2 separate regions of the Homo sapiens genome follow, and region 1 is linked to region 2. Evidence: chromatin loops called from intact Hi-C (ENCODE). Cell type or tissue: endothelial cell of umbilical vein. All regions are shown on one strand. Each heading gives the region's core, and the rest is flanking DNA. Links, peaks and the distances in the headings are about the cores only.

The links. Peaks named below come from ENCODE experiments on the same cell type or tissue, not always from the same donor. Only the 100,000 strongest peaks of a DNase experiment are listed, where the experiment ranks them.
Region 1: it touches region 2 in a loop (4-fold over the local background); 2 of 110 quality-filtered maps call a loop at or near these places.

The regions. Positions count from the first base shown.
Region 1 is chr1:79,029,650-79,045,675 of GRCh38, reverse strand. No RefSeq gene overlaps it. Among named protein-coding and RNA genes, the nearest start is that of ADGRL4, 31 kb to the right of the region's middle. In endothelial cell of umbilical vein, for the core only: no CTCF peak of the experiment used is centred there; DNase peaks (open chromatin) are centred at 3,305 and 4,755; H3K4me3 peaks cover 610 bases; H3K27ac peaks cover 2,604 bases.
Region 2 is chr1:79,177,168-79,193,458 of GRCh38, reverse strand. LOC107984998 (a long non-coding RNA gene) reads left to right here and starts at 4,979. Exons shown (of 5, transcript XR_001738111.2): 1 at 4,979-5,116. In endothelial cell of umbilical vein, for the core only: no CTCF peak of the experiment used is centred there; a DNase peak (open chromatin) is centred at 4,908; H3K27ac peaks cover 1,963 bases.

The sequences.
Region 1 (16,026 bases), core at 1-8,000, 150 kb after region 2:
ACCCTGGCCCACCACGTCCCCATCCTGGGCCTATAAAATCCCGAGACCCTACCAAGGCAGAGACAGAGGCAGCTGGCAGAGACAGAGAAACAGTTTGGCAGAAGACACAAGAGGCTGGACGTCGAGAGGACGTCAATGGGAGCACGCTGGCAGAAAAGCACACTAACAGACGAGGGTACACTGGCAGGCCTTCGAAGGCCGGCATGAGGCGGAGTTTGGCCGGGGCAGTCAGAGGAAAGCTGGGGCTGCCAAATGACTCAACTCTGAGGGAAAACCATCTCCCTTCTGGCTCCCCTATCGTCGGAGAGCTACTCCCACTCAATGAAACTTTGGACTCATTCTCCAAGCCCACATGTATGTGATCTGATTCTTCCCATACACCAAGGCAAGAACCCAGGATACAGAAAGCCCTCTGTTCTTGTGACAAGGTAGAGGGTCTAATTGAGCTGGTTAACACAAGCTGCCTATAGATGGCAGACTAAGAGAGCGCCCAGTAATACATGCCCACTGGGGGTTCAGGAGCTGTAAACACTCAACCCTAGACAGTGCCATGGGGTCGGAGCCGCACAGCCTGACCATCTGTATGCTCCCCTAGAGGTCTGAGCAGCGTAGCACTGAAGAAGCGAGCCACACACCCTGCCTCAAACCCTGTAGGGGGACAAGCAAACTTTTCCCGTTTCACTTAAAACATCTTTCTGACACATGAAAAAAGTCACTGATCATAGAGCATGTTTATTTATATTAAAAATAAAATTTTCCATGAGTTAAAAGATTAAAATACAGAGATTAAAGTGCTTTATTTCACTTATTAATATATAAAAGCAAGAAAATTAAACGTATTTAGTTTTCATTAAATATTTTTAACAAATGGTGTTAAAATAATTATTCACTGAAGTTTTTAGATATTCGGCACTTCTCCTTAGCAAGTTCTACTTATATTTCAAATAGCACATCTAAAAAAAAACCATATAATTATTATATGACATTTAAAAGTATTAGTGTTTTTTTCTCTGGATTTAAACGTGAGTAAATAAATCATATTATATCCGTAAAACTTCTAGAGTTGGCAAGAATCTAGTTTAGTCACATTCACATTTTATTTTAAAGCCATGAATTCCCTTAATAAAAATGTACTCATACAATTAGTAGCAATTGTTTTTAGATAAAATAACGTTTCTTTGATTCAAAATAAACATTCATGAGCTACGTTAAGATATGTAAAATAAACATTTTAGGAAAATGATCTGTAGCTGTATTTCTGAATGTTCATGTCATATGTTACCAGCTTTGATACAGTTCATGAAATTTGAAGTACAGCAATACAGACTGTACCATTTATATGTCAAAGACATTTTAATGCTACCTCTTGAAACTGTTCTACTACTGATTTCCTGGTGAAAAATAATACATTTAAATAAACTTCAGGTAGCTGAAAGACTACCACAAATTAAGACACAATAAAAGTTATGTACCTCTTTTAATAAATTCAATGTAGAAAGTTAATAACGAGTTGTAAATTTTCCTTTTGTCATTGGGTGACATCAAATAATGTATAACTGTCACAAGACTATTAGCATACAGACTGAGGAAAGAGTTGATAACAAATGCTAACAAATAAATAAACTTTCTAGTGCAACTTTAAACTTACTCTGGACTCTATTCCTTATTTTAGGAAACTAAATTCAGAACAGGGTGAACATATGTACTGCATTTTAACACCTATGTTTGACAAGATTTGTGAAAATAAAATGTCAGAATAATAGTTTTTGAGGGAACTGGAACTTTTAAAACCATGAAGTGAACTGAAAAGAAGAAAGGGAGGGAGAGAAGGAGGGAGAAAGAAAAAGAAAGGGAAATGAGGAGGGGAGGGGGTGCAGAGCAGAGAGCAAGGAAAAAATTCCTGATGCCTTAATCAACAAACTTGCCTCCCTTTGCCTTGTGTTCCATCACTTGGAGCAGTTTGTCAGTTGGCAGAATGAAGAAGTAATTCACAGATTCTGCACATTCCAGTCATAATCACAGGAATGAATTCGGGACTTCCTAAGATTTCACTGAGGAGATGCAACTTTGCATAACCCATGCGGAAATTCATTTCATCTGTTTTCATTTTATTCTATCTATCGTGTATTTTTGATGACGAAATGGGAAAGAAAAAATGAAATTCTATCATACGAATTTCTGTTAAATATCATTTTAGCTATCAGTTGTCACACCTGCTATTTGATGCATTTCAGTCAATTGACACAATTATATATTTTTGCAACCTATATCATTTTCTGAAGCCTTATTTATTTTACAGTAAATCCAATTTATTTTATTCAAATATCTTAACAGATACCAAATATTTGTTTCTCATATGTTTAAATATTTTTCAGTATAAATCTGCAAGGTATTGAATAATATGCCTCTTTTTAAGCTAAAATGAGTCACTATTTTTTATAATGTCATGACAGCTCTGAAGGCTCTCTTTAGAAACATCCAGGTCAGCACATGCACTTAGATTTTCTAATTTTTATTTTTATTATACACAAATTACAGTTGCATATAATTATAGAAGTGGTGTTCCGCTTTTTTAATACAACATGGAAAGAGTAAATTAAGCTAATTAACTTCAAATATTTAACATTTGTTGACGAACACATTAGAAATTTACTCTCAGCAACATTGAAACATAAAGGACTCAATTATCAGCTATATTCACCAAGCTGTGCAATTCACCTAAAAAAAAATAAAACATATCCCTCCTTACTGAGGCTTTGTACCCTTTGACTGTAATCCTCCCATTCCCCCACAGCCCAGTTGCTAGTAACTACCATCCTACTTTTTGGTTCTGTGACTTCTATTGTTTTAGGTTCCACATATAAGTGAAAATATGTGGTATTTGACTTCCTGTATTTGGCTTATTTCACTTAGCGTAATGTTTGCCCATTCCATCCATATGAATTTCAGGACGTTTTTGAGGCTTCTTTTTATCTCTTCACAAGCTCCTCTTAAGTTCTGAAGCTCTATCAATCTTCTACAGTTAGTTCAGTATCAGTTACCTCCAGAATTCTATTATTAGACTGATATATCCATTTCATTTTTAGTACCAAATATACATATATTTATATATAATCCCATACAGGATTAATCTCTCTTAAATACAACATAAACATAAACAAAAGCAGATTTTAAAAGATGAAATAAAGATACAATGAACAATATTTTACGGCTTCCTTATTGAGATGGCTTTAGAACATCATTATCTTTATTCTTGAGTGACATTAATAAGTAATGATAGCATATTATGTAAAAATCTTGTTTCAAAAAGGGATCTTGAAAGTTTAGGTTTTTGGCTAAATTTTTGTTAAATCTGATGAGTCACTGTTTTTACCTCTAAATGACTCATGCTGGAAATAGCAGAAGTATTAGCATCCCACTTTCAAAATGAGCTGTCTACACACACACACATACACACACACTCATGTGTGTATGTATATATATATATATATATATATATATGCACACACACACACACAATACTAGGTTATTCGTGTGTACTTTTATGAAGATGGTTTTTCAGTCAAACTTCTGACAATTCTACCTAAACAGGAATTTCTCATTTAGATGCTGAAAACAAAAATACTTCTTTGTGTTAATTTCCATTCACATATATTGTAATTTCTTTATGATTGGCCTTAAGTAATTTAGAAAATATTTTTCTCTTAATTTATTTAAATATTTGCTAGGTTAAGTAGTTTAAATGTATGATTTATTGGAAACAATTAAGATGGCCAGGCATGGTGACTCACGTCCCTAATCCAAGTGCTATGGGAGGCCAAAGTGAGAGGGTTGCTTGGAGTTTAAGACCATCCTAGGCAACAAAGCAACACCCCATCTCTACAAAAAATAAAATTACAAAATTGTCTGGGCATGGCGGCATGCACTTCTAGTTCTAGCTACTTGGGCATCTGAGATGGGAAGATCCCTTGAGCCCAGGAGTTCGAGGCTGCAGTGAGCTATGACCACACCACTGCACTCCAGCCTTGGTGACAGAGAAAGACTGTACAAATAAATACATATAATTAAGATGATTTCCTGGACTTTTGTTTCTACACTTGCGTTATGTCTTATTCAGATCTCTCTCTTTGGCTGCATCATTTGATAAAAGAAAAGAAAGAATAAAAGAGAATGCAATCTCCTAACAGAGGGATCCCTTTTGGATTTTTCCTGCCAAATATATTTTAATATTATGGTAAAGTTGTATTTAGTAAAAAATATTTTATGTCATTCATTACTCAACATTCACTTATTAAAATATATTTGAATGCATAATATTTTTGAGCACTATTCTGGATAATGTAGATGTCTTTTTTAAGAGTTGGTATCTGCTTCCTTCCTTTATATAGTAACTCTGGGTCTTAAATTAACTGAATTGACAGGGTTCCACCCAAATTTCCTCTGGCAGCTTTTTCTTTTAAACCTACTGCAAATACAATTTCTTCAAGTCAATAGAAAATAGGTAGTCCTTATCAACCACAAATAATTACTTAACTGTGTATGAGCAGGCACATAAGGGTCAGTCCCCACCCTCAAAGCCTGAGTTTAGAATAAATCCTGGAAATAGTGCTCAGTTTATCAGGGAATATGAAAGTTGACATTTCTATAGTTAACATGCTTTGTCTCTGGTACTGACAGAAGAAAAGAAAAGACTGATCTAATCATTCCACTGTTCCAAATTACATCATAGATAGTGACTTAAAATGAAAACATACTTCATAGACCTACTCTGTAAGGTTTCTATTTCGTGCTGTGACAAAGTATTTAGGGACTGCAAATGACAGATGTGAAGTACATTAGCGAAATGAATAGTTACATCGTCCCACCAGAGGAAGCACTTTTTTTTATCACAACAATTTATCATGAAAGAGGTGGTGATTTAAGAGAAAACATTGAAACGAAAGTACGTATTGCAAAGGAAGTTAGCAAATTGAAATTATGACTAAAACACTAGTAAGCAGAAGCTTTTGTAAATGCTTTGGAAGAGCATTTTTGTGACTGATTTTAATACGTTGAAATTAAACTGTATTACTTAAAAGGTGAATAAGTGAAAAAATGTACAAGTCTCAGAGTACCTCATGTCAAAGGAAAGAAGGAAGCTTAACCGCGACTTAGATATTACTTGCATATTTCGCTCACTGGCTTTAGAGTATCATTACCTGTATTCTTGAGTGAGATTAGTAATGAATGTAAGTATATTATGTAAAGCGTTGTTTCAAAAAGAGAGCTTGAAAATTTTTTTTTTGGTTAAATTTTTGGTTAGATCTGATTAGACTGTCACTATTTTTACCTTATAAGACTATTGATACTTGAAATAGTAGAACTATCATCATTCCACTTTCAAAACCAGCAGCCTTTCTCTCTCTCTCTCTCTCTCTCTCTACACACACACACACACACACACACACACACACACACACACACAGAGTTATTATTATGTATTTCATGAAGATAGCTTATCAACCAAACTTCTGAGTGGGTAGAATCTTGCCTAAACAGGAATTTCTCAGTTGGTTGCTGAAAATAAAGTACCCATACATGTATATTTTGATGTGCATATATTTTAATTTATTTAGTTGTAATTAGCCCTCAATGTTTTTAAAACTGTTGCTCTCTTAATTTAAGTAAATTAAGAATCATTTAACTTTTTTTGGATCATTCAACTGATATTGTGGCAAATACTGAATTTCCACTGCCTAAGTATCTGGTAAATATTTTTTTCATTCCATTCAAACATTTTAGAAATAAATACAAGTCTAAGTTCAGAATCTAAATGCTTAAAAAGCAGATAAATTTGATTAATTCTATTTTATTTTATTTTCTTTGCTTATCAATAGCTATTAATGTTTAGAAAGTGTTATTTCAAGGCCATGTGTGTTCAAGAAGACCTCTAGAGACAAATGTGTATAATAAGTTATTATAAATGCCAAAATTACAAAAGGGAAACCTGATTTTGAGACAGGAGATTTGGGTGTAGATGCAGGGAACCAAAGGCTGTTTCACACCAACTTCATAGAACTGAATTGAAAGGAAAACTCTCACTTTTCACACCTAAGTAACAAAAGGACCAGGGGCTACTCCCTTTGCGAACCCCATTTTTTTCTGCGTGGCAGATGAGAAATTGGCTGTCCCCAGCAAATCAGACTGATTGCAGGTGGAATCTTCCTTTGCAGCTTTGTAACTTCACTCCAGCCTCTGAATGGTTGCTGTCCACAACCGATCAGATTGATTGTGGTGAGCCTTCATTTGCATGCAATGTATAACTTTGTAACTTCACACTAGCCTCTGATGGTTGCTTCTTGCAACCAATGAGATGTTTGCACAGGAGTGTGACCTTGGCAACTTCATTTCAGCCTCTGGTTGGCTGCTTTCTGCAACCAATCAGACTGATTGTGGGCTACCACTTCATTTACATGAGGTGAGCATGAAGTGGCCAATGGGAAACTTCTAGGGGGTATTTGCACCCAAGAAGATTCTCTATCCTGGCCCTTGAGCCATTGCTCGGGTCTGCTCCCACACTGTGGAGTGTACTTTTGTTTTCAATAAATCCCTGCTTTCATTCTTCTGCTGCTTCATTCTTTCTTTGCTTTGCGGGGCATTATGTCCAATTCTTTGTTCAAAACGCCAAGGAACTGGACAACTTGCAGTCACAACCCACTACTGGTGACACTTTGGACAGAGGAAAGTCAATTTTTCAATCTTTCACAAACTTTACTGCATGTAAAGAACCTCCTCTACAAGGCTCTTAAGACACAGAAATGGAAAGATACAGCTCAGAAACTTGGGAGGTCACTTTAAAAAAATGAGGTAGTTAACATACAATTTCAATACAGCACAGATATGCTGTAATAAAAGTATTTTTAATATGCTGTGAAAGAAGAATAAAGTGCCTCAATCTGTGAGAAATTTGTAGGCAAATCAGCCCAGAGAAGGAAATCTATAGGTACGTTGCCAGGACATAGAAGTTTCCCAAAGCAGAAACCAACCCTACCCAGCCCAAGTTGGAAGGGTGAATACAGCCAGTCAGGATACTTCTATTTTTCTGATCAGTCATTGCATTAGGAATGGCTGCATTAAATGATACAGGACAACATTAGAAGAAATATGTAGGCAGAAAGGTCCTGGGAAAAGTTCAGGAGAAACCTAAAAATGTGCACATATTTTCAGAAAATGTGCAAAACTTGGGGAGGTTGCTTTAACTGAAAACGGTCCAAAGCTTACTCAGAGTTACATTTTGCATTTGCAAGCTAAATGACTTAACTTTTCTCATTGATCAAAATAATAGAGTGTGTGTGTGTGTGTGTGTGTGTGTGTGTGTGTGTGTGTGTGTGTTAGTCTGTTCTCACATTGGTCTTGCTATAGACCTACCTACCTGAGACTGAGTAACTTGTAAAAAAGAAAAAAAGAGGTTTCATTGACTCACAGTTCCACAAGCTGTACAGGAAGCATGGCTTGGAGACCTCAGGAAACTTATAATCATGACAGAAGGCAAAAGGGAAACAGTCAAGTCTTACATGGCTGGAGAAGGAGAAAGAGACAGGGGAGGAGGTGCTACACACCTTTAAACAACAAGATCTTATGAGAACGCATTCACTATCACAAGAATAGCAAGGGGGAAGTCTGCCTCCATGATCCAATCACCTCCCACTAGGCCCTTCCTCTAACATTGGGAATTACGATTTGACATGAGATTTGTGCAGGGTCACAAATCCAAACCATATGATTCTGCACTTGGCAATTCCCAAATTTCACATCTTTCTCACATTGCAAAATACAATTTTAACTCTTCAATAGTCCCCAATTCTTACCTTATTTCAGCATTAACTCAAAGTCTCATCTGAGACAAGTTAAGTCCCTTCTGCCTATGAGACTGTTAATCTGAAGAGTTAGTGACTTCCAAGGTACAATGAGGGTATAGGCATTGGGTACATATTCCCTCTCCAAAAGGAGAAATCAGCCAAAACAAAGTGTTACAGGCCCCATGAAAGTTCACAATCCAGCCAAGCAATCATTAAATCTTAAAGCTCCATAGTAACCTCCTTTGACTCCATGTCTCATATCCAGGCCACACTGATGCAAGAGGTGGGATTCCAAGCTCTGGGGAAATTTTGCCCCTGTGGCTCTGCAGGGCTCAGATCCCAAGCTTGCTCTCAAGGCCTGCCATTGAGTGTCCATAGCTCTTCTAGGCACACAGTGCAAACTCTCAGTGGATCTACCATTCTGGGGTCTGGAGGATGGTGACCCTCTTCCCACAGCTCCACTAGGCAGGTTCCCCAGTGGGGACTCTGTATGTGGGCTCGAATCCCACATTTCCCCTCTTCACTGCCCTAGTAGAGGTTCTCTATGAGGGCTCCACCTCTGCAGCAGACTTCTGCCTGAACATCCAGGCATTTTTCATACATCCTTCAGGCTCTAGGCAGAGGCTTCCAAGCCTCAACTCTTGCCCTTTTCACACCTGCAGGTTTAACAACACATGGAAGCCACCAATGCTTATGGCTTGAACCCTCTGCAGCAGTGGCCTGCGATGTATCTGGGGCCCTCTTAGCTACTGCAGGAGCTGGAACAGCTGGGATGCAGGGAGCAGTGTCCCAAGGTTGTGCAGGGCAGTGGGGCCCTCTGCCCAACCCATGAAACTGTTCTTCCCTCCTAGGCCACTGGACCTGTGACTGAAGAGACTGATGCAAAGGTCTCTGAAGTGCCTTTAAGGTTTTTACCCCATTGTCTTGGCTATTAGCATTTGGCTCCTCCATCCTTTGGCAAATTTCTGCAGCCTGCTTGAATTCCTCCCTTTGAAAATGGGATTTTCTTTTCTACCACATGGCCAGGCTGCAAATTTTCCAAACTTTTATGATCTGCTTTACTTTTAAATATATTTCAGTTTCAGATCATTTTTTTGCTCATGCATATAAGCTTATGCTGTTGGAAGCAGACAGGCTGCATATTGAAAACTTTACTGCTTAAAATTTTTTTCTGCTAGACACCCTAAATCATCTCTCTCAAGTTCAAAGTTTCACATCTCTCTAGGGCAGAAGAACAATGCTTCCAATCTCTTTGTTAATGCATAATAAAAGTGACCTTTGCTCCAATTTCCAATAAGTTCCTCATCTCCTCTGAGACATTCTCAGCCTGGACTTCACTGTCCATATTGCTAGCAGCATTTTGGTCACAACAATTTAACAAGTCTAGGAAGTTCCAAACTTTCCCTCATCTTCCTGTCTTCTTCCTAGCCATCCACATTCTTCCATCCTCTGCCCATTACCCAGTTTCAAAGTTGCTTCCACATTTACAGGCATCTTTAGAGTAATACCCTACTCCTAGTACCAATTTTCTGTATCAGTCCATTCTTGCTTTGCTATAAAGAAAAACCTGAGACTGGGTAATTTGTAAAGAAAAGAGATTTAATTGACTCACATTTCCACAGCCTGTACAGAAAGCATGACCAGGGAGGCCTCAGGGAACTGACAATCATGGCAGAAGGCAAAGGGAAAGCAAGGATGTCTTACATGGTTGGAAAAGAAGAGAGAATAGGAAGTTGCTACATAATTTTAAACAACCAGATCCCATGAAAGTGCACTTAGTATCATGAGAACAGAAATGGGGAATCCACCCCCATGATCCAATCACCTCTCACCAGGTCCCTCCTCCAACATTGGGGATTTAATTCAACATACAATTTGGGCAGGGACACAAATCCAAACCATATCAATATGTATGTATAACTATCCTAGTCACCTCACTATCAACACTTAAAACAAAAAGACAAGAGAAAGATTGAACAGGCAGCTCAAAGTGATGACATATCACCTAATGATCTGTTCATTAATAAAATTTCAACCTAAGTGATTCACTCTCTTGTGTGTTGATATCAAAGTTCAGATATGTGGTGGCTTATGCCTCTAATCCCAGCACTTTGGGAGGCTAGCAAGGGCAAATCACCTAGATCAGGAGTTTGAGACCAGCCTGGCCAACATGGTGAAACTTCGTCTCTACTAAAAATACAAAAACTAGCAGGGTGTGGTGGCACATGCCTGTAATTCTAGCTATTAGGGAGGCTGAGACACAAGAATTGCCTGAACCTGGGAGGCAGAGGTTGCAGTGAGCTGAGATCGCACCACTGCACCCCAGCCTGGGTGACAGAGTGAGACTCCATTTCAAAAAATAATAATAATAATAAGTGTAGATATCTTTGCAACGCTTCAGTCTTTATTAGCTAATGTAATAATGCATAATGTGAGGGGTTAGATGTAAAAAGAGTAATTGGTGTTTGGGAGAGTGCTGGAAGCAGGAGATCCAGCAAAGGGTTCAAATCAAAGGAATGGCAAAAGTAGAAGTGAAATTAGGATAGAGACTGAATTACTATATCATAATTTTGTCTAGCACTAGTCTCAAACACAATCTGTCAGCTGAAGTCTATTTCTTTTCAGAAAGGTAAATTTTTTAATCTAAATTTTTGTCTTTATTAATCAATTCTATCATAAACATGGGTCTAGGTGGACATATTCCATATTAGCATTTGCAGGTTTATTATGAAACAATGACTGAAAATTGCTACCATTACTGAAATTACTACATGCTGGAATTGTGCTTGATATGCATCATTGCATTTAATGCTTATAGCAAAACTATGAGGCAGATATAGTGTTTACATTCCCTGATAAAAGCAAAGCTCAGTTGCCCAGCATCACAGAACTTGTAAGTAGCAAAAGGAAGATTCAAAACTAGGGTTTCTGAATGCAAAGCCTGTGCTCTACATGTGGATTATGGCTTCTAGGAAGAAACATGTCAGTAATTAGCCACAAAGTGTGGCATCTCTATGCCCTAGAGATAATAATTTTAGTGTCTAATTTTTGAGTGTTGAGATAATCTATTGAGGTGTTTATAATTTTTTATACAACAATATCAAATTTCCTTGTCAAGAAATGTTGACACTGCTTTTTAACAGACTGAGTGCAGACGAAGTATTTGGAAGGATTAATAATTCATTTACCAAATACTTGAAACCACTCCTATAACAACTTATGCCTAATTTACTTCCAATTACACACCTTTATAAAAATTAAGATTTTTAGATTTATATTAGGATAGTAATATTAACAACCGCTCTTGAAATTTTATGGAAACCAATGAGTCAATATTCATGAAGTACCTTGTAATTTCTAGTTTAAAGGTGTTTAATTTAAAAAAATATATAGATTCTAATAAAAAGGTCAGGTGTGAAATTTATTGAACTGAAAGCAAGTTGTTCTTTATGTGTAATTAATCATGGGTCCTACATTGACATGAACTAAAAAACTCTAGCTTACTGCAACTCAACCTCACTAGAATAGCCAAATGAGAGAACAAATTGTCCAAGTAACATCAACCTAAAGAATACAATAGAAATTAACATAAGTATAAATGTCATAATTGCTGTCATTTAATATTCATTGGCTGCCTGCTGAGTGGATATAACTATGATAAATGCTGTAAGAGTTTTAAAGAGAGGGAGGATACCCTGGGTCAATAGTATAGGAAAAATTAAGTTATATAGTATGATTTTAATAGTTTTAGAACACAGATCCCCTTCAATTTATAGCAAGCATTATTTACTCACAACTACATTGTTTATAAAATTTTATAAATTATTTGTATTATAAAATATTTGATACAGATGAAAGACCATGTATAAACACTTACATATTTTAAAGCATAATAATAAACCAGATACCACTATATGTACTAACTGATCCTCCTGTATCTCTTACTTTTAATCTTTCACCCCAAAGTACCAGTACCCTAAATTTTCTTGTGTATGCTTTTTCCATTAATGATTTTAGCATGCATGTATCTATCCCTGAACAACAAATCAGTTTGTTTTTGAAATTTATAAAAATGGTATTATACTTTGTTATCTTTTTTCTCTTTCTCTTTTTATTTTTCTCTTTCTTCATTGTTTCTAAGACTTATACCTTTATTTCTTTACATTACTGAAAAATATTATGTTATTTGAATATACTTCAGTTTAATTTTTAGTTCTCCATATATTCATGGAGGTCATTTTCAAGTTTTTGTTTTTATTTTTTGTTTGTTTATAGTGCTGCAAACAAAGCTGCTATAACCCACTTTGTATTTGTCTCCCAGGGCAGGTGTGCAAGTTTCTTGGCCTATATGTCTAGAAATATAATTGCTGAGTGTTAGGCATCATTTTTTTGCTAAGTCAATGAAGCAAAATATACACTTTCACTCGATTTACATCCACACCACCACTTGGTATTGTCAGGCATCTTACTTGTTACCAACCTCAGGGACATTTCTGTTGATTTTTCAAACTCTATTGAGATTTTGTTTAGAACTTTATTGAATCTGTGGATCAGTTTGTGGAGAAATGGCAGGCTTAAACTCAGTATAACTCACCATTCATTTAAATTTTATTTAATGACTTCCATTATATTTCATAATATTTTCTAGGCAGGTCTTCCAATTTTTATTATATATACTGTTACCTGTATTTCTTGTAAATGGTAAGTGCTTTGTTTTGTTTTGTTTTGTTTGAGATGGAGTCTCGCTCTGTCGCCAGGCTGAAGTGCAGTGGCACGATCTCGGCTCAGCCTCCCGAGTAGCTGGAACTACAGGCGCCTGCCACCATGCCCAGTTCATTTTTGTATTTTTCAGTAAGACGGGGATTCACCATGTTGGCAGGTTTGGTCTTGATCTCTTGACCTCGTAATCCACCTACGTCAGCCTCCCAAAGTGCAGGGATTACAGGAGTGAGCCACCACATCTGGCCCAAGTGGTATTTTTTAATGGAGCAAAATGCATTTGACTTTTATATATTGAGTCTGTATCGATCTACTTTGTCCATCTTTCTTATTATTTTGAATAATTCATACGTTATATACATGTGTAATAATATATACATAATAGCAGCTTTGTTTATTCTTTTCAATCCTAACATATTGTACTTCTTTTTCTTTCATTTCTTTTCTTTTCTTTTTCTTTTTTTTTTTTTTTTGTTTAGTTTTGAGACAGAGTCTTGTCCTGTCATCCAGGCTGGAGTGCAAGGGGGTGATTTCAGTTCACTGCAACATCGGCCTTCCAGGTTCAGCAATTCTCCTGCCTCAGCCTCCCCAGTAGCTGGGATTACAGGGGCGCACCACCAAGCCTGGCTAATTTTTTTTTATTTATTTTTATTTATTTATTTTTCTGAGATGGAGTCTCACTCTTTTCACCTGGGTTGTAGTGCAATGGCGAGATCTCGGCTCACTGCAACCTCCGCCTCCTGGATTCCGGCAATTCTCCTGTCTCAGCCTCCTGAGTAGCTGAGATTACATGCCTATGCCACCATGTCCAGCTAATCTTTGTATTTTTAGTAGAGACGGGGTTTTGCCATTTTGGCCAGGCTGGTCTCAAACTCCTGACCTCAGGTGATCCACCCACCTCGGCCTCCCAAACTGTTGGGATTACAGGCGTGAGCCGCTGCGCCCAGCCTAATTTTTGTATTTTTATTAGAGATGGGGTTTCATCATTTTGGCCAGGCTGGTCTTGAACTCCCAACCTCAAGTGATCTGCCCACTTTGGCCTCCCAAAGTGCTGGGTTACAAGCATGAGCCACCACTCCTGGCCATACTTCTTTTTCTTACTGTGCCAGGTTTTCAGCACAACTTTCAAAGAAGTGAAAATAAAAGTCATTTTTGTCTTTTTCCTGATTTTATTTATTTATTTATTTATTTATTTATTTATTTATTGAGATAGAGTCTCACTCTTTCACCCAGGCTGGAGTGCAGTGGTGTGATCTCAGCTCATGGCAACTTCTGCCTCCGGGGTTCAAGTGATTCTTGTGTATCAGCCTACCGAGTAGTTGGGATTACAGGCATGCGCCACCACACCTGGCTAATTTTTGTATTTTTAGTAGAGACGGGATTTTACTATGTTGGCCAGGCTGGTCTCTAACTCCTGACCTCAGCAGATCCACCTGCCTCAGCCTTCCAAAGTGCTGGGATTACAGGCATGAGCCACTGCACCAGGCCTCGTCTTTTTCCTGATTTTAAAGCGATATGACTAATGTTTTCTATTAAGACTGATAGTTTCTACGGATGCTTAAATTTAACACGTTATCATTCTAAAGATGTTTTAAAATATCATACTTTTAGAAATTAGAAATGAACACTGAGTTTCATCAAACAATTCTTTTCTGTATCTATTGAAGTGATTCCATTTTTTTCCCTTTTAGCCACTTAGGGTGATAAATTCACTTGAAAATTTTCTAAGTTCATAGTTGTTTCAAGTTGAATTCTTGTGATAAATTAAAACTGCTTTTTTCCTATACATCAATGGATTTTTATTTTCTTATACACTAGTGGATTTGACATTTATCTTTTATTTACACCATTTTTGCTTAATTTTAGTTTCCATGTTGTACAAATCTTATAGGCCAGGTTGCTTTTCTTCCCCCATTCTCAATATTCATATAAAATGGATTTAAATGATATATTCTTTAAAAATTTGATTAAACTCACATGTAAAATTATCTGGGTTTGATGTTTTCTCTGTGGGAAGACTTTTAAATACTTGAAAGTTGTTATAGGACTACTCTAGCATAATTTTTTAATCAGCCAAGACAAATTATTTTTGTCTTAAAATGTATCCTTTGGGTAAATATTACAAATTAATCCGAATAAAATTATTTTTAATTCTGTCTTTATTACCTTCTACTGAAAAACCACCTTTCTTGGCAATAACAAAAAGAATTAACACAAAGTGTATATTCAAAATTCGAATTGCCCAACCTATCACTCATAATTTTGTAACTATCTTAGAGGCAATAAATTATCATTATTCATTTTAAAGATGAAGAAACTAAATCACAGAAAAGATTGCTCAGCTTAAGTGTTATAGTTGGCCAGGCATGGTGGCTCATGCCTGTAATCCCAACACTTTGGGAGACCAAGCCAGGTGGATCCCTTGAGGTCAGGAGTTCAAGACCAGCCTGGCCAACATGAAAAAACCCAATCTCTACTAAAAATACAAAAAATTAGCGGGGCATCACAGTGCAAGCCTGTAATTCCAGCTACTAGGGAGGCTTAAACCCTGGAGGCTTGACATTGCTAGAATCCGAGGGAATCGTTTGAACCCGGGAGGTGTAGGTTGCAGTGAACCGAGATCACACCACTGCACTCCAACCTGGGCAACAGAGTGAGACTCTGTCTGAAAAAAAAAAAAAAAAGAAAAGAAAAGAAAAAGAAGAAAGAAAAGAAAGAGAGAAAGAGAGAGAGAGACAGGGAGGGAGAGGAAGGAAGGAAAAAAGGAAGGAAGGAAGGAAGGGAGGGAGGGAGGAAGGAAGAATAAAGTGGCATAGTCAAAATTTACTTCTAAGATGTTTTGTTTCAGAGCCTGTGTTCACTAGAATTGTCTGTCCACTAGAAGTCCTGTGGTTTCATGTCTTGTCTTTCATCAGAAAAGTTCTCCGTTTTCCTTTTGTCAATTTAAAAAAATTTCAACTACAGTCAGGATGGCAGGTTTATAGAAACATTTCTCCTATTCTCACCATCTGGTTGAAGTGAAATTAGAAGTTCCCAAAGTGAAGAATATTGTATTCATAGAAGATGGACAATGTTCTCAGCAGACACAGGCATTGGAATGGAAAAAAAATAATCCAAATAACAAGAACAATGTTATACTTCAAAGGAATCATCTCCTTTTACTAATAGAGCTTCATGTGTAGTAAAAAGTTTAACATTGCTGGGCGTGGTGGCTCACGCCTGTAATCCCAACACTTTGGGAGGCCAAGGCGGGTGAATCGCTTGAGGTCAGGAGTTCGAGACCAGCCTGGCCAACACGGCAGAACCCCTTCTCTACTAAAATACAAAAATTAGCTGGGCATTGTGGTGCAAGCCTGTAATCCCAGCTACTAGGGAGGCTTGAACCATGGAGGCTTAAGGACGTTGCTAGAATCCGGGGTAATGGCTTGAACCCGGAAGGTGGAAGTTGCAGTGAACCGAGATAACACCA
Region 2 (16,291 bases), core at 1-8,000:
CTCTTACAAATTAAGGTAAAGCAAGAATACGTTTAAGACTTTAAAAAAGACTGGTGATTTTAATGGCTTAGGCTTTCATTATGACTCAGCAGCATGCTGGTAGAATTTTGTTTTCAATGTCAGGAAGCAAGACCAGGATACAGGCAGTTTAGGTAGAGCAATCAACAGAGACACAGAGCAAAACTGCAGTTGAGCACAGTGTTTATGTTCTTGTGTCTGGGACAACTTGGTTCTCTTTGCGCGGTGTTTCTTACATGAAAACAATAGCCCTGGCATAAAAAACGATGTCTCTCAAGTGAATCATGAGTGTTCTTTTGTTTGTTTGTTTTGAGGTGGAGTTTCACTCTTATTGCCCAGGCTAGAGTGCAATGGCACCATCTCAGCTCACTGCAACCTCCGCCTCCCAGGTTCAAGCAATTCTCCTGCCTCAGCCTCCCGAGTAGCTGGGATTACAGGCGTGCACCACCAAGCCCAGCTAATTTTTTTTTTTTTTAATTTAGTAGAGATGGGGTTTCTCCATGTTGGTCAGGCTGGTCTCAAACTCCTGACCTCAGGTAATCCACTCTCCTCGGCCTCCTAAAGTGCTGGGATTACAGGCGTGAGCCACTGCCTCCAGCTGTGTCTTCTTTAATTAATACCCAAAGGGTAGTTTAATATATTTAAAAACAAGCTTTTGTAAAAGTGCAAGGTAATATAATAGTAGGTTTTAATTGGCCAGGCTGAATTACAAAATTCTACTTTTACTTTAGCAGTTTTCCTCAGTGCCGTATGCTAATGCTAATGGATAAATCTATGAGATATCCTCTTGTACTTAAGCTGATCCTGGAAGGGACTGAAATGAGCAAATTACTCCCTTCATGTACAATGTTCAACCATGTGAGGTAATTTTCTACTTCCAGTCCTCCTGAGTCCTTTTCACAGTACTGAAAGAAATAATTTCTCCAAATTGTTCCTCAGTGGCCCAGAACAGTGAAATCTTCATAAAGACAGAGCTTCTATAAACTTACAATCAGTTGTGGCAGATCTAAATGTTCAAAGTTAAAACTTGGTGTTGAAGGCGTCAAATAAAAAGTCAGTGAAGAAACATTTACATTACTGAAAAGTCCTTAATGTTTCACTGCTGTTTTCCACATGGAACAAGACTTGGTAATAGTTAAAGTCCTTTGAACAAAAAGAGGATAACTACTATTTACCTTCTAAGTCTCAGAGGAAAGCCTGAGTAAAGTCACTTCTCAACTCTCCTTGAGAGGAACCAGGCAATCATGGCAGGGACTGAAAGTTAAAGTGAGAAAGTGTCCCTTGAAAACACAACTAAACGATTTATCCTATGATGGTTCAATATGCACTTCTTAGAATATAAGGAAATGCTTATTTTCCTTTAAGAAACTATGAAAATAACAAGTAAGAACCTTTTCTTGCCATTTTTCTTTTCTGCCTGAATCTTGATATATTTTATCCTACAGAAGTTACATTTTAGCCAAAATAGGACAAATTATCTCTCTCAAGTTGGTCCTAAAACAGAATCCAGCATCCTGAAGTATTTATAAGTTCACAAACTATTTCCCACATTTCTCCTATTACCAAAGGTAAGAGATATTTAAAATCTCAAAAATTTCATTATCTGCATAAACATACTAATAGTGGTTAGGTTTCAATGAATTCCTTTTGGTTGTGTTTGAAACCGTGCTGTATAAATAACTAGGGTAACTGAAATTTCATTTGTAGCAGTACTGTACTTAAAATCTACAAATATCATAGGAGCTAAAGTTTTAACCAACTCTATTAGTTACTTATTACAAATAAAATCCTTCCAATTTCTTTACACAACAGTCTCTATTGAGTCAGGATACCCAGAATATCAGGCAATTAGAAACACGAAATTACTATATCTGTTCTGTCATAAACCAGGAGATTTAAAAATACTTTTTAATGAACACAAATTGCTCTATACTACCTCCACATTATAGCAGGCTTTCCAGAAACTGACACTGGATCTTTGGGATAAAAATAGTTGAAGACATCGAGTTGGAGAAACCATGTCATTTTTTATGTGAGTGGCAAGTTACAACACTAAGTCGCAACATCTAGAGGTGTGTGTAATCCAAGCTGAACCGGAAAATGTTCTTGAAAGCTGCAACAAATTGATATATATAAGGCTAGGAAAAGCAGGTTGGTGAAGAATCAGCTTATCATGGCCGCCTTTTGTTAAATCAAATTTAGCTTAAAGCTGCCTCCTTATTAGTTTGGCCTGAAGTTTTCTCTGAACATAGTGAGCAGTAACCTAACTCAATATGTAAATGGTCTACTCTTGTAACAAGCAGCCCTGTCTCAGTCAATCACAGAAGCTACACTTCAACTACTCACAGGTGACTGAAGCAAGAAAGTTCCCTGACTCCCCTGTGGGACTTGCAACAGGGGTGTGGCTAGTTTGCTTGGCTGCTGTGCACTCAAATCCCTATGGGAGGGGGAGCATGCCAGGTGCACAAGTGCAGAAGCCCAGGTGAGCGCTTTTGGGCTCCAACCCCATGGTAGCGTCTTGAGGTGTGTTACAATTAATGTTCTTTTAGCATTTGCTGTCCACTGATTAAGTGTTAAACCAGCTCAGTGGAAAGTCAGGGTGACAGTCTTTTACACCCTGACCTCTTGGTACCTAGGTCCTTGTCCAGCACCCAGGGAGAATCAGGTCACGTGGACTTGAAGGATGGTGAATGCAGGGAGGGACGGTGAGTGATGGAGGTGGCTCTCAGTGGGATGGATAGGGGCCTGGAAAGCGAATGGAGTGGGAAAATGATCTTTCCCTGGAGTTCCTCCATCCCGCAACTTATCTCCTCTCTGACTGTCCCCAGGCATGGTGGGCCAGAGCGGTCTTGGAAGAAATAACATTGGACATGAAAACAGGAATGCCTCTTCCCATTTAGGGCCGTGAGTTTCCATGCTTGAGGGTAGGGCCTTTGCCAGGGACCGCTCTCTTCTACCCAGTATTTCCCTGCCTTCTGTCCATATTATAACCAACTGTTCAAATAGCATTCAAATAAGGCAAACACTGGGCTGTAACCAAGCCAGTTGTTTCTGTGCCTCACTTCTCTTTCCTGTACATCACTTTTTTTTCTGTCTTTCTGAACCTATTCTGGTTCAGGGGCTGTCCGATTTGTGAATCATTCTTTGCTCAGTTAAACTCTGTTAAATTTAACTTGTCTAAAGTTTTCCTTTGAATACCTTTCACAGACAGATTTAGGGCAACTTGCCACCATCATTGTAAGACTGGTTTTACTTCCTCCCATTTAACTTGCCCTAGATGAGTGGAACCTATTGGACTCCCTTGTGCTTTCACTCAGTTGAACATTATTTATGAATGATCCTGTTATTGAACCCCAGCAATTATTTGATTTAATCTTCTATATTTATCCAATCCAATATAATTTAGAAGAATAACATATTATTTCCTATATATTAGAAATGAAGGCTTTTTATTTTTATTTATGTTTTTTATTTGATGATCTTCATTGTTTAAGGAAGAGAATCATAAATGCTACCCTACTAACCACAAGAAAAACCTCAATGAAAATCTAGTCAAAACTAAAGAAGTCTGCTGCTTATGATCGTTATTCTTAAAACCAAAAATTTCAGGGAGGATGAAGTGTTACAAATAAGGAGTAGTGTTTGATTTGCTTGTTTGTTTGATTGGTTGTTATCTGATAGTGCTGCATACTGAGACCTGTCAGATATGCAGTTACAAAGTTAACCTCTTTATAGAAAATAGGAAGTTTTTGTTTACTCACTAGCCCCTTCCTGGCATCTATTAACTCTTCTAGAATGGCTTTCTCTCCCCATCTAATTTCTATTCAGGGATTCATTTCACCCTCTCAGTTTACAATATCTCAGAAGGATAGTGGTCAACCACCCTCTCCAAGGATGGACAATGTGATTCAGGCCCAAGTCAATCTTATTGGTTGTGGTGAATGGTTGTGGTGAATGGTTCTAAGAGCAGCATATAATCTAAAACAGTTCAATCAATATGTATTTTATAACTTTTGCTACACATGCCTAAAACCAAGATCTATATTTTTACCAAACTTTCTACAGGATAAATAGGAAAGGATATGAAAACCTATGAGAGTATTTTTATATGATAAATGGAGGGAAAGCTGTGAATGCAGTTGGCATAAGGGAAATGTGCTAGACTGTGTAGAGTATAATCGAGTCCTGGTAACATTGCTTGAAACCTGGGTCAGGCATCACCTGAAGTAAAGCTATTGCTATACCTAAGAGTTATGAGAACCAGTAAATACATTTCCTTTTCTATAAGCTAGTTTTAATTTCTTTTTTACTTTTTTATCACTTTTTAATTGATATCCAATTTTAGTCATCCTTATGCCATATCCTTATTGCAATCATATAGCATAGATATAATTATTTGCATGTACAGAAGCAGGGAAATAATCTTAGTTAAGCAAGTTGCCCAAGGTCAACATTTGGCAAATGTCACAGTTGAGGTTTAAAGCTATGTGTAACTAATAGAGCTTAACCTCTTAAACATTACAAAATGAAATTTCCCCACTACAAAGAGGGGAAAATAATCTGGTTTCAAAATCAGATTATACAGCTAAATGATCACCTGTTTTTACTGGCTTTGCATGGACAAATAATCCTGCAAGGATGTGATAAATATGATGAAATGATAAAGTCATGAAATTTTGGAATAGTTAGGTCTTTTATAAGGATATATCATATGATTCTGTTATGCTTTATATAATTTATTTTTGTCATAATTACAGAACCTTCCTCCCTGTAGTAAAATGAGTCCTAAATTGACACTTTCTTCTCCTGTATGCCTGGCTCGTTCTGGACCGGATATGACTCATTTTGTTGATCTTAGCTTCACCATAAGTCTTCCTACAGAAAAATTGTTTTGATTAGTATTTAAAGTATGATGAGGATTGTTTCCTGTTTTTCTTAAGCTTTCCACCCAGTTGCCATTATCCCACAAATGATTTGTTAGGCATGCAGGTTTGTATTGTTTCTGATACTATAAGGACAACAAATACAGCTCTTTTTTTTCAAACTGCTACACCCAGGAAGCTGGAAGAAGAGTAGATATTACATATTGAGTTTCTGAGTGAGTACAATTTTATTTTTTTAAGAAGCTGTGCTTTTTTAAAAAACACGTGAAATTCTTAACAGTGTCCTTTAGAATTATTTCTCCATTATGCATGCTATGATGTGGAGTCTCTCTGTCCTTCAGATAATAGCATAGTTAAAAGACCAGAAAACTAAGCAGTACAATTGAATCTATAACTTTCTATATATAACCTTGAGCAAACAGCTTAACTTAAATTGAAGATAGTAACAGAACAAGTCAAGTATAAATTTATCAGAAAAGAGACTTGGGGAAAAGAGTGAAACTTCTCCATGTTGAGTATACAAAGAACCAATACATGTAAAAATTTTGTGAAAGATAGATTGTAGGACATACACATACCTAAGCCCGTTGTGCATTAGTACATGGCAAGTAATTCAGTGCAGAAAAGGCAGAAAGTGGGTAATAAACCAGGTTCAGCCAGACATTGGAGATTCTTTTATGGCAGATTAAAGATCTCTGTCTTCAAGGGAAGAAGGATCCATTGAACTATTGTAAACAATAGAGAGAAATGATCAAACTTGCATTTCTAAAATATTACTTAGGTGGCAATGTGAAAACTTGATTGGATGGGCCTAGAATCTTCACTATTTGATGACTTGATAAGACGAGAATAAATGGTTTATAAAAATAATAGAGGTTTCTAAATTGGTCCTCAGGATAAATGATGCTTCCGTTTATTAAGAAAGTAGCATTCAGGAGACGCACCATTATTTGGTTAGTAAAGGGGCCCCTTAAAGCTTTGTTTCAATTCTTTGGTAGTTAATCATTGTGTATTGTACTAAGTAATTCTTTATTTTGAAGTTTCCCTGTCAAATAACAGATGGTTACAGCCTCGTGATTGTACCTTTACTGATATTATATTTTTAAATACATAATTCTTGAAAATATTAATAAAGAAACGATATAAAATTAGGAATAAGGTGCAAAAATAACAATGGCTGTTTTTAAAAGTTCAAAATAAGTTACTTGTCTGAGAAGAAATCAAAATGGAAGTTTTAAAAATAGAACTAAATGACATTATAATTATTCATATGAAAACTGCCAGGATGCTAGAAAACATATGCTTTATTTGTGATGGTATCATTATCTACATAGAAAAATATACAAATAGATTTCATAGAAAACATAAGAAAAGCTGCAAATGAATTATTATATTTAATGAGAAGATTTAGCAACTGGATTAAAATTAATACCCAAGTGTATTAATAGAGTATATAATTTTTCTAAACCTACAGATTGCAGTAGCAAAACAAAATGAGATACCTAGATGTGTAAATATTTATATGACTCAGAAAATTATGAGACATTATTTAAAGCCAGCAAAGAACATTTACATAAATAGGAGATATTAAAAGTTTCAGTATCACAATGATGTCAATCGTCCCAAAATAATTAATAGATTTAAAGCAATTCAAATTAAAATGCCTACATGTTTATATAGTAGCTGACAGTCTAACTTTAAAATTTGGCTGGGAACACAAAGCATCATGAATAGCGAGGCATTCTTAAGGAAAACAAACAAGGTTTAGTAGATGTGTCCAAACAGCTATCAGGACTTATTATAGGTCTATATTAAAATGGTGGTGTGAGTAAGGACAGAAAAATTAACCAACGGAAAGAATAGGCATATGGAAATTTAGTTTATGATAGAGCTGATATTGTATACAAAGTGGAGAAAACATAAACTATTAAATAAATTGTAGTAAGACAATAGGTAATTACTGCTGAAAAAAATGACACTTGAGTCCTACTTCACATAATACAATATTCATTTTACTTTGATTAAATAATTAAATATAAAAAAGAATATAATAAATAACAGTATATATTCAATAGAAATATTAACTAATAATTAATTAAACATATTTAATGTATATTAATATAATTAAATATAAAAGATTATATTTTAGTAGATAAAATAGAATAATAATTTACATCAGGGTTTATTAAATATCTTTTAAAAAGCAATTCACTAAGGAAAAGCTGATAGTTTTAACCATGTTAGCATTTACACCTTCTGCTTATCTGAGGATATAATGAAACAGGATACAAAATCTAGAAGGTCTTTACAACATGTGTAATTAATACTGTTGATAACTTTTGTCTATACTTAACTTAGATTTTAATGTTGGCTTTTTCATGCTTATCACAAGTTATGGTTGACAGTTTTGTGTGACTTTGCTTTTTGTTTTTAAATGGAATCAACACTTAAAATACCAAGATGCTCTGGACAGGATGGTTATTAAAAGGAGCCACGGGAAAAAGATTAAAATCCACTTCAGGAAAAACAAAAACAAAACAAAACAAAAAACAAGAAGACCTTGAGAATATCACCATGAGAGTTGTTCAGGGACAAGATTATCAGACAGGATCTAGGCAAAACAAACAAACAAACAAACAAAACCTTGTTGTAGCCAGAAAGGGTAATTGAAGAGTGTTTAATGAAGAGACCAAGGTAAAAACAGGCATAGGGAACCAATAAGTAGAAAGATGTCCCCACCCCTAGTCTTAAAGGGGAAAGAGGAGGGAATGATTAACTGAACCAAAGATACATGCAGGACTTATGGGTTTTGTAAAAAACTCAAGAGCTATTTCAAAACTTCCAGGCAGGAGAGAATATCCTTTCTCTCTAACTTGTACTCACCTACTTATGCCTCCTGTTAGTGGAACCCAACCTACAGAAGGAAAGATAATCCAGGTGACTTATTACATAGATGTCAGACCCTGTTTTCTTTTTCTCCAATAAGGGAATGGAGGAGTATCCAGCAAAGGAGGTAAAATTCAGAAATGGCTGCCATAGTCCAGCACTCAACCATAACAATAGTAATCATAGTAAAAACCGTCATGCTATGTTACTGAGGTATAACACATTATAGCTGAGAAAACACCTGTACATATATAACGTAGTTTACTTCTCAAAAATCCACTGAAAGAATCATTAAGGTCTCAATTTTATAAAATGAAAACTAACGCTCAGAAATTTGGAATTTAGCCACAGCCACGTAACTAAAAAATAGGGAGATTTCAATTCAAAAGACCACACAGGCTTCCTGAAATATATAACCAGGTATGTATATTAGGGCTGGTAATTTTTATGTAATGATTTCCCTTACTCACTTCCCCTTTTCTTCACCCCAAAACAAATGCAGTGTTGGATAACTTTAGAGAGATTGGAATTTGTTGATTTTGCAGTGGTCTATGAGAGGAGGTTTTTATATTTAAGGTGCTTTGAGTGTCAATATTCAAATTTTGTGGGTTTGAATTACTACTTTGCCATTTACTGTGTGTAAAACCTTGGAAAGTAGTTCATCTCACTCTTTCAGATTTCTGTAAAACAAGATGCAATATAGTATACCTTTTTTGAAAGTATGTTGTGGTGATAAATTTAAATAATTCAGGTAAAGCATTTAGAAAAATATCTTGCATATTATAAGCCATCATTGTTATTTTTGCATTATTGTCATTATCTGTATTATTAATACTTCAAGATTATGCCTATCATTATACTCTAATCTCACAACACTAAAATGCTACTTCTTGGGCACCAATTTCTCTCCTTCTACTACCAGTTTTATTTCATAGCCAAACTAATTGAGAGTTTTCTGTATACTGTCTCTACTTCCATCTCTTCATTCTCAGCCATTTCAATTGTATTCATATCTTCTCAAAGTTTGCCAGGATCTCTGTTTTATTAAATCTCATGACACTTTTTCTGCCCTTATCATGGAATTCTGCAGCAAAAGTAGATGCAGTTTAATTCTTCTTTTTGTTTTGTTTTGTTTTGACAGTATTACTCTACTCTTTTTTCATTCCTCAGCTCTGTAACAAATGTAACCTTCTGACTCCACTGATCCAAGTTGCCCTGGTCATTCCACAAAATTACAATATTATTTCTCCTTACCACTGATGACATCAGAAATTACCTTAATTTTCCTTTTTTTAAAAAATTCAGTTCCACTTGATTGTAAGCCCTATGAAAATAAAATCTTGTTTATATCAGTCATTGCTGTATTTTCAATGCCACGAACAGTGTCTTTCATATCATAGGCCCATATTGTTAAATAAATTGATAAATAATATAACACACATATAAACAGGTGTCTCATACCAAGTAGGTGCTTAATAAATGATAGCTTTTATCCTTCTAGCAATCTGAAGGCAAGGTAGCAATCATTTGTTTAGTTAAATGATTCCCTGAGTGGTACAGTAGATTCCCAAATATACTCCCAACATAACCATGGACCAACAGTCTTTCTACCCTGAACTGCCATTCTTTCATGGGTTCTCTTTTTCCCTCAGTCAGAAGGAAAATGCCATCCTGTTTGGGTCACTAGTTCTTTCACATCCATTTCCAACCATTCTGTAGTACGGGTGGTCCTCACGTTATGAGAGTTTGACTTAGGATCTTTTCAAGTTAACAATGGACTTATAGGGACATAACCCCATGGTAAGGCGAGGAGCATCTGCAGTTAGATTTGTCTAACTAGAGAACGCTTAGGGGTGATGCTGCTTAGCGTCTTCACACTCTGACCTATAAGACTTCAGCTCTGACCTCAAAAATAACGTGATAACAGTACCCTAACAGTATCTTAAAAATCAGTCATTACAGTAACATAGCTAACCATTTTTATAAAAAGAAGTAAAGCTATTTAAGAGACTGAATTGATCATTTGTTTGAATTAACTGATCAACTAGCAGCTAGCCATCAGATGGCCTGAAATGTACTTTTATACAGAATGCTATAATTTTCAAATCATCTTTACATACAGTGTTTCATTTAATTTATAGCATTATGATAAAGTTAGAACTACCAAAAGCAATTATCACTTGAAATGACCTAAGTTGTCATCTACTCCAATTTCTTTATTCCTATAATAATGACGGTGATAATGATACCACATTACTAACTTGAATTATCTCATCCCTTTGTAGGAAAATTAATATATTTTTAAAATTAACTTTAAAATTGACTGACTAGCCAGTGTTCTTCTGTCTCAGTAATATTGCAATCCATGTCAATCATTCTAGATACATGACATTCTAGCCTACTTGGGGGTGGATGTTAAAATTATATTCTCAAATATTGTTTAAATTAAATATGGGAAGAAAAATGTAAATGAGAAAATTTAAAATACAAAAATGCAGTAACATATTGGCAGTTGTCATTCATGTATTATCTTTTATTTGAAGACATGGCAAATGCACAGAGCTAGTACCATATTCTGCAAACTCTGATACAAAATTTGATATGTGCTAAAATGTCAAATCTACCAATGTCAGTTATTAGTACCTTCTTTGGAAGTGTATCCAGTTCCTTTTTTATATCAGCTTTCTTTCCTGATACTGTTTTGAAAGCTTCATAAGATATTCATAACCTAGAGAAATCTAATAATTTTTCCCAGTAATTTCTTTTACTGCTTTATGGAATTTGTTCAGAGGAATACTAATATTAGATACTAATAAGAAATGTTGTCATATTAAAAAATACCTACTGCTTATCCATAAAAGGGGAAACTTTAGCTTCATCTGGTAACCAGAACCAGGATAACCATGGAGCCATCTGGTAAAACTAAAACGCTATGGCAAATTAGCATTACCAATCACCGCTACATTCTTACTGTGAATCTCTATATGCCAAACAGACCTCTCCCAGGAAGATCATAAAGGAAAAACAAGGTCATAGTGTCAGACTCCGTGTCCTTGATTATTTTTTTCTGTGATTTGTGGGGAGATGGGTGGTTGGCGTATATTTTATATTTTAAACAATTTCCAGGAAATTATTATTTCATTGAATCATAAATGTTAGGATGGCAAGAGGTCCCAGGAAAGCATCTGCTTCACTTATTTTTTTTCACCCAGGTAATAAATTATAATCCCTATTTTATGGATAAAGTAGTTGAGCCTTTGAGAGCTGAGTGCTTTGAAAAAAAAATCATGTGGTTTAATTCAACTAGAAATAGGTGCTTCTCCTGTTAGAGCATTTAACACACTGTCTTGACTGCCTGTTTAGTTCTTATTTATTCATTGGTTTCTCTTAAAACATCCTAAGCACCAAAAAAGTGCACATGAATAAGCCACATGTATGTTTATCACTTTTTAGTCATTGGCTCCTAGTACTCTGCTTAGCACATAGAAGTTCAATTAATATTATTGAATAAAAAGTAATAAATGGTAGAATGATCATTCAAGAATTTACTGTTAAATATTCATCTGTGGACATGAAAAGCCATTTATTTAAGTTAGAAATTTTGAATGATGCATCCTATTTTTATTTAGGAGAGTCACAAAATCAGATTATTTTTAGTGCAAGAGAGGACCATACTGTTTATTCAAAAAGAAGAAAAAACCTATCCTTGTTATGCTAGTTCTTTAAATTATCATATCAAGTATAAAAACGAAAACAAAAAATAGGTATTGAGACATATTTCATATTGTTCACTGGAGCCTGAATGAGGCATTATTTCTTATAGTTGTTGATACCTCTTACACATAGAATCTAACAAACATTTTATAACCTCTTTACGAAATGTTGTATTTCCCTTTCTTTCACCAGAGGAGTTTCATTCTGAGCCTGAGTACTCAATATAATTCACATTGAAAATTAACTCCATAGCTTTCCTACCATCATCATTATTAAAGGCCTCCAGGTGCTCAGTCCTCAACATTTTTCAGGCAGTAAATTGCTCAGGTCCTTTTGAGGAATTTAGAAACAGAGAACCAATAAATCCATCTATAACCTCAAAGACCTGTCTGCCATTTTCAGACAGACAGGTCTTTGTTGTGTTTTGTTTTGTGTTGCTTTATCCTAAGGGCACTAATGGGTGTAATAATTGGGACACAAAAATAATCAAAAAAGAGATACAAACAGCTTTGTATACTAGAGGATACCATCAGATTGCCCTAAGCATCATTTTTCTCATCTTCCACTGATATGTATGGGTTTATGTAATGTTTGTCTTTCAGATACATCTGTTGGAAAATACCAGACCAAACTGATATTTGTTAGCATTCAGGCAGTCTCTTTTTCTGCTGGAAAATAATGAAAACAACATATTAAAAGAATAGCTGTCTTGTAGAAAGTACCTGTTTTTTTAATATACACTTATTTATCAAAGCCGTCTTATTATTTGAAATGTCTCTTGGGTTTTGAATAATCATTTTATCAGGTAAAATTTGTAGTGATTCTTTCAACAAACTGAAACTTATTTCACATTCACAAATTCATTGTTCTATCATGTATATTCATTTAAAAAAACAGGAGGAGAAGAAAGAGAGACATGTCCCTTTCTGAAACATTTCATGCTGATACCTAGATGACCAGTTTATTCTTAGGTCTCATTTTCTGTTGTGTAAAGCAGAAAATGAGCTCCTTATTTTATTTCATTCTTATAATTTAAGAAGTGCTGGCTTCAGTTGGAATTGATGACCTAAAACTTCTAGAAAAAAAACTTGAGTAGCTTTTATTTTGAAGACAATATATAAAGTTTGTATAGTTCTTTGTAGAACTGATAAAAATTGCTCAGTAATTCAGAATATTAAAAAATATAGTCTTGATATTTGGTTTATATTGGTTTATAGTGTTTTTCCTTTTAATTTAAATAAACATGCAAATATTGTGGGTAATCTATCTTTGTATTTCTACTTTCCTATTATAGATTTTAACATATTAGCTGATCTGAAAGTGCATTTCCATCATCAAAGGCAAAACAAAACTTAACTAGAGAAATGTTTATTTTTCATTAGAGACCACTGTAATAGCCTCAATGGGGTAAGACCATATTCTCGTTGTCTTACTTTGAGGTTTCCTATTAGGGACCAACGTAGAGCAAACTAACTAAATGAGACAAGTTCATCTTTCAATTTTTGGGGTTCTCCAATGAAGTATTTTTCCTGAACAGGTCATGATATCTCAAACATTCTGCAAAACTCAGTGCTCACTTCTGTGCAATACAGCTGTATGCTTGTCCTTTATGTAAGTTACCATGATTTTGTAATGAGAATCTGTATCTCTGGCTACATCTGAATATCCCAGGAATCAAATTCTGATGTCAAAGTTGATAAGAAGGAGGCAGTCACCTATGATGAATCCTACCTATTACAAAAATAGTTTAAAGGCCAAAAGATATTTGGAGTATTACATGTTTCAATGCTTTCTAACTGAAGCTAATAGACTACTGATATGGTTTGACTGTGTCCCCATGCAAATCTCATCTTGAATTCCCACGTGTTGTGGGAGGGACCCAGTTGGAGGTAATTGAATCATGAGTGAAAGTCTTTCCCGTGCTTTTCTTATGATAGTGAATAAGTCTCATGAGATCTGGTAGTTTCAAAAACAGGAGATCCCCTGCACAAGTCATCTCTCTTTTTGCCTGCTGCCATCCATGTAAGATGTGACTTCCTCCTCCTTGCCTTCTGCCATGATTGTTAGGCCTCTCCAGCCATGTGGAACTGTAAGTCCAATTAAACCTCTTTCTTTTGTAAATTACCCACTCCTGGGTATGTCTCTATCAGCAGCATGAAAACAGACTAATACAGTAAATTGGTACCAGGAGTAGGGTTCTCCTGAAAAGATACCCAAAACTATGGAAGCAACTTTGGAACTGGGTAACAGGCAGAGGTTGGTATAGTCTGGGGGACTCAGAAGAAGAGAAGAAAATGTGGGAAAGTTTGAAACTTTCTAGAGACTTGTTGAATGGTTTTGACCAAAAGCCTGATAGTGATATGGGCAATAAAGTTCAGGCTGAGAAAGTCTCAGATGAGACTTTGGACTGCAGACTTTTGAGTTAATGCTGAAATGAGTTAAGACTTTGGAGGACTGTTGGGAAGGCATAATTGGTTTTGAAATGTGAGGACATGAGATTTGGGAGGGGCCAGGGGCAGAAAGATATGGTTTGGCTGTGTCCCCAGGCAAATCTCCGGTTGAATTCCCACATGTGGTGGGAAGGACCCTCTGGGAGGTAATTGAATCATGCCTTTCCCATGCTTTCCTCGTGATAGTGAATAAGTCTCACTAAATGTGATGGTTTTAAAAGAAGAGTTCCCCTGCACAAGTCATCTCTCTTTTTGCCTGCTGCCATCCATGTAAAATGTAACTTGCTCCTCCTTGCCTTCTTCCATGATTGTTAGGCCTCCCCAGCCATGAGGAACTGTAAGTCTAATTAAACCTCTTTCTTTTGTAAGTTGCCTAGTCTCAGGTATGTCTTTATGAGCAGTATGAAAACAGACTAATACAACGACCCTGTCCTAAACTGGATTGAATAACTAGAAAATTATATTTCCTTACATAAAAAATTCAGAAGCAGGTATAGTCAGGGGCTACATGTTAAAGCTCCAGCTCCACTTCCCAGTGAATAATGAACTATGCATGGCATTATTCTCAAGCCAGAAGCAAAATGGCTACAACAATTTAACAACTACAACCCACTACCAACAGCACCTGTAACAAGAAAATTAGCCATTTCTTCTCTGGCTATTCAATTTTTTGTATGAGAAAGAATCCTTCTAGACAACTCCGGAATCCCTCAAGAATCCTTCCAGAATTCTCCAGAAAACTTGACTTCCTGCCTTATGGGTCAGTGTTTGGTAACTCAATCAACAACAAAGGGAATGAAATTATTATTATGTTTTATCCAGGTTAGAAAAGTCATTTGAGGAAGATATAAGTGAGGAAATTATCTGACAAACAAGTAAACACTAAAAGAGGAGATAGAAAGGTAATAGAAATAGAGCAAAGGAACTAAGCTATGTCAGAATAATAGCAAACAGAGTTGTTTTATCTTGAAAATCTATCAGGTCTGCCTAAAGCCTTGCTAAAGGTACATTAATTTTTATATTTTCTGAGCTTACCTCCCTGTGTCTGTTTGCAACAAAACTTCATAAGTTCAATTAAATCCAAAGACTGTGGAACAACATCCTAGTTGCTAGGCAACATCCCAAACTCCAGAACTTTTTTGACTTCTTACTCTATGTCATAAACTACTTTTCCACATCTTATTCCCTTGATTCCTTACTCTTTAATATGTAGAGTAAAATATCATTAATTAATATAGCCCCTTTGCAGGTTTATACCATCTTTGATTTAATCATACCTTAAATAAAAGTAGCAAATATATTTGCTTTAGGTCTCCCTACTGTATTGTTACAAAGACTCCATGTTTTCAAACTCTTCTCTTTCCTATTTTCTTACTCCTTAGTTACTGTCCTAGTTTGCTATTGCTTTCTTTAATTCAGTCATTGCTGCAAGTGGAAATCAATCACTGTTCCACTTATGTTGCTATTGTTGTTGGTCACACACCAGAGGTGTTCCTGCAATTGCCACTATTTCCATGACCACCACCAGAGATCTATTGAAAACCTTCTCCCGTGACTAGAATTCTTTTGGCTAATTAGGTAAACATAGCTCTTTTTGTAGTTTAGCATTTTTTAAAGTATGCTAGTTTTCTGTTGTTATGTAACAAATTATCACAAACTTAATAATTTAAAAAACCAAATTTATTACCTCAGAGTTCCTGTGGATCAGGAGTACAGCCACAGTTAACTAGGACTTCTGATCAGGATCTCACAAAGCTGTAACTAAGGTGTTGTTTAGACCTGAGTTTTCACCTCAAGCTCGGTGAACTTTTCCAAACTCATATGATTGTTAGTAGAATTAATTTTCTTGCAGCTGTTGAACTCATGGAAGCTCCTTCTTCAATGACAGCAGGAAAGTTTTTCTGATTTCCAGAAGGCCCAGTTCTCTTTAAGGGTTTACATGATTAGGTTAGCCCCATTCAGGAAAATCTCTCTTTTGATTAATTCAAAGACAACTGATTTGGGACCCAGTCATGAGAGTGACAATCCATCATATTCATGGTTTTGCCCACATGCAACAGGACAGGATTATAAAAGGTATGAACGTCAAGGGGCTAGGGGTCTTGGGAGTCATATTAAGATTCTGCCTACCACAAAAGCTAGCTTTCATTTTCACTTCATTTTTATAGTCGTTATGTTAGGCAGCTCGGATGAAAAGATGATAAGATTTGATCTCTAGCCTTAGAGAGTTTACTCTACTTTGGAAGATGTATTTGCAGAGATTAAATAAAGGAAACAAGATAAACATACAATTAAAAACAATCATGTAATCTAATAGGTCAACAGAGGAGATATGCTAAT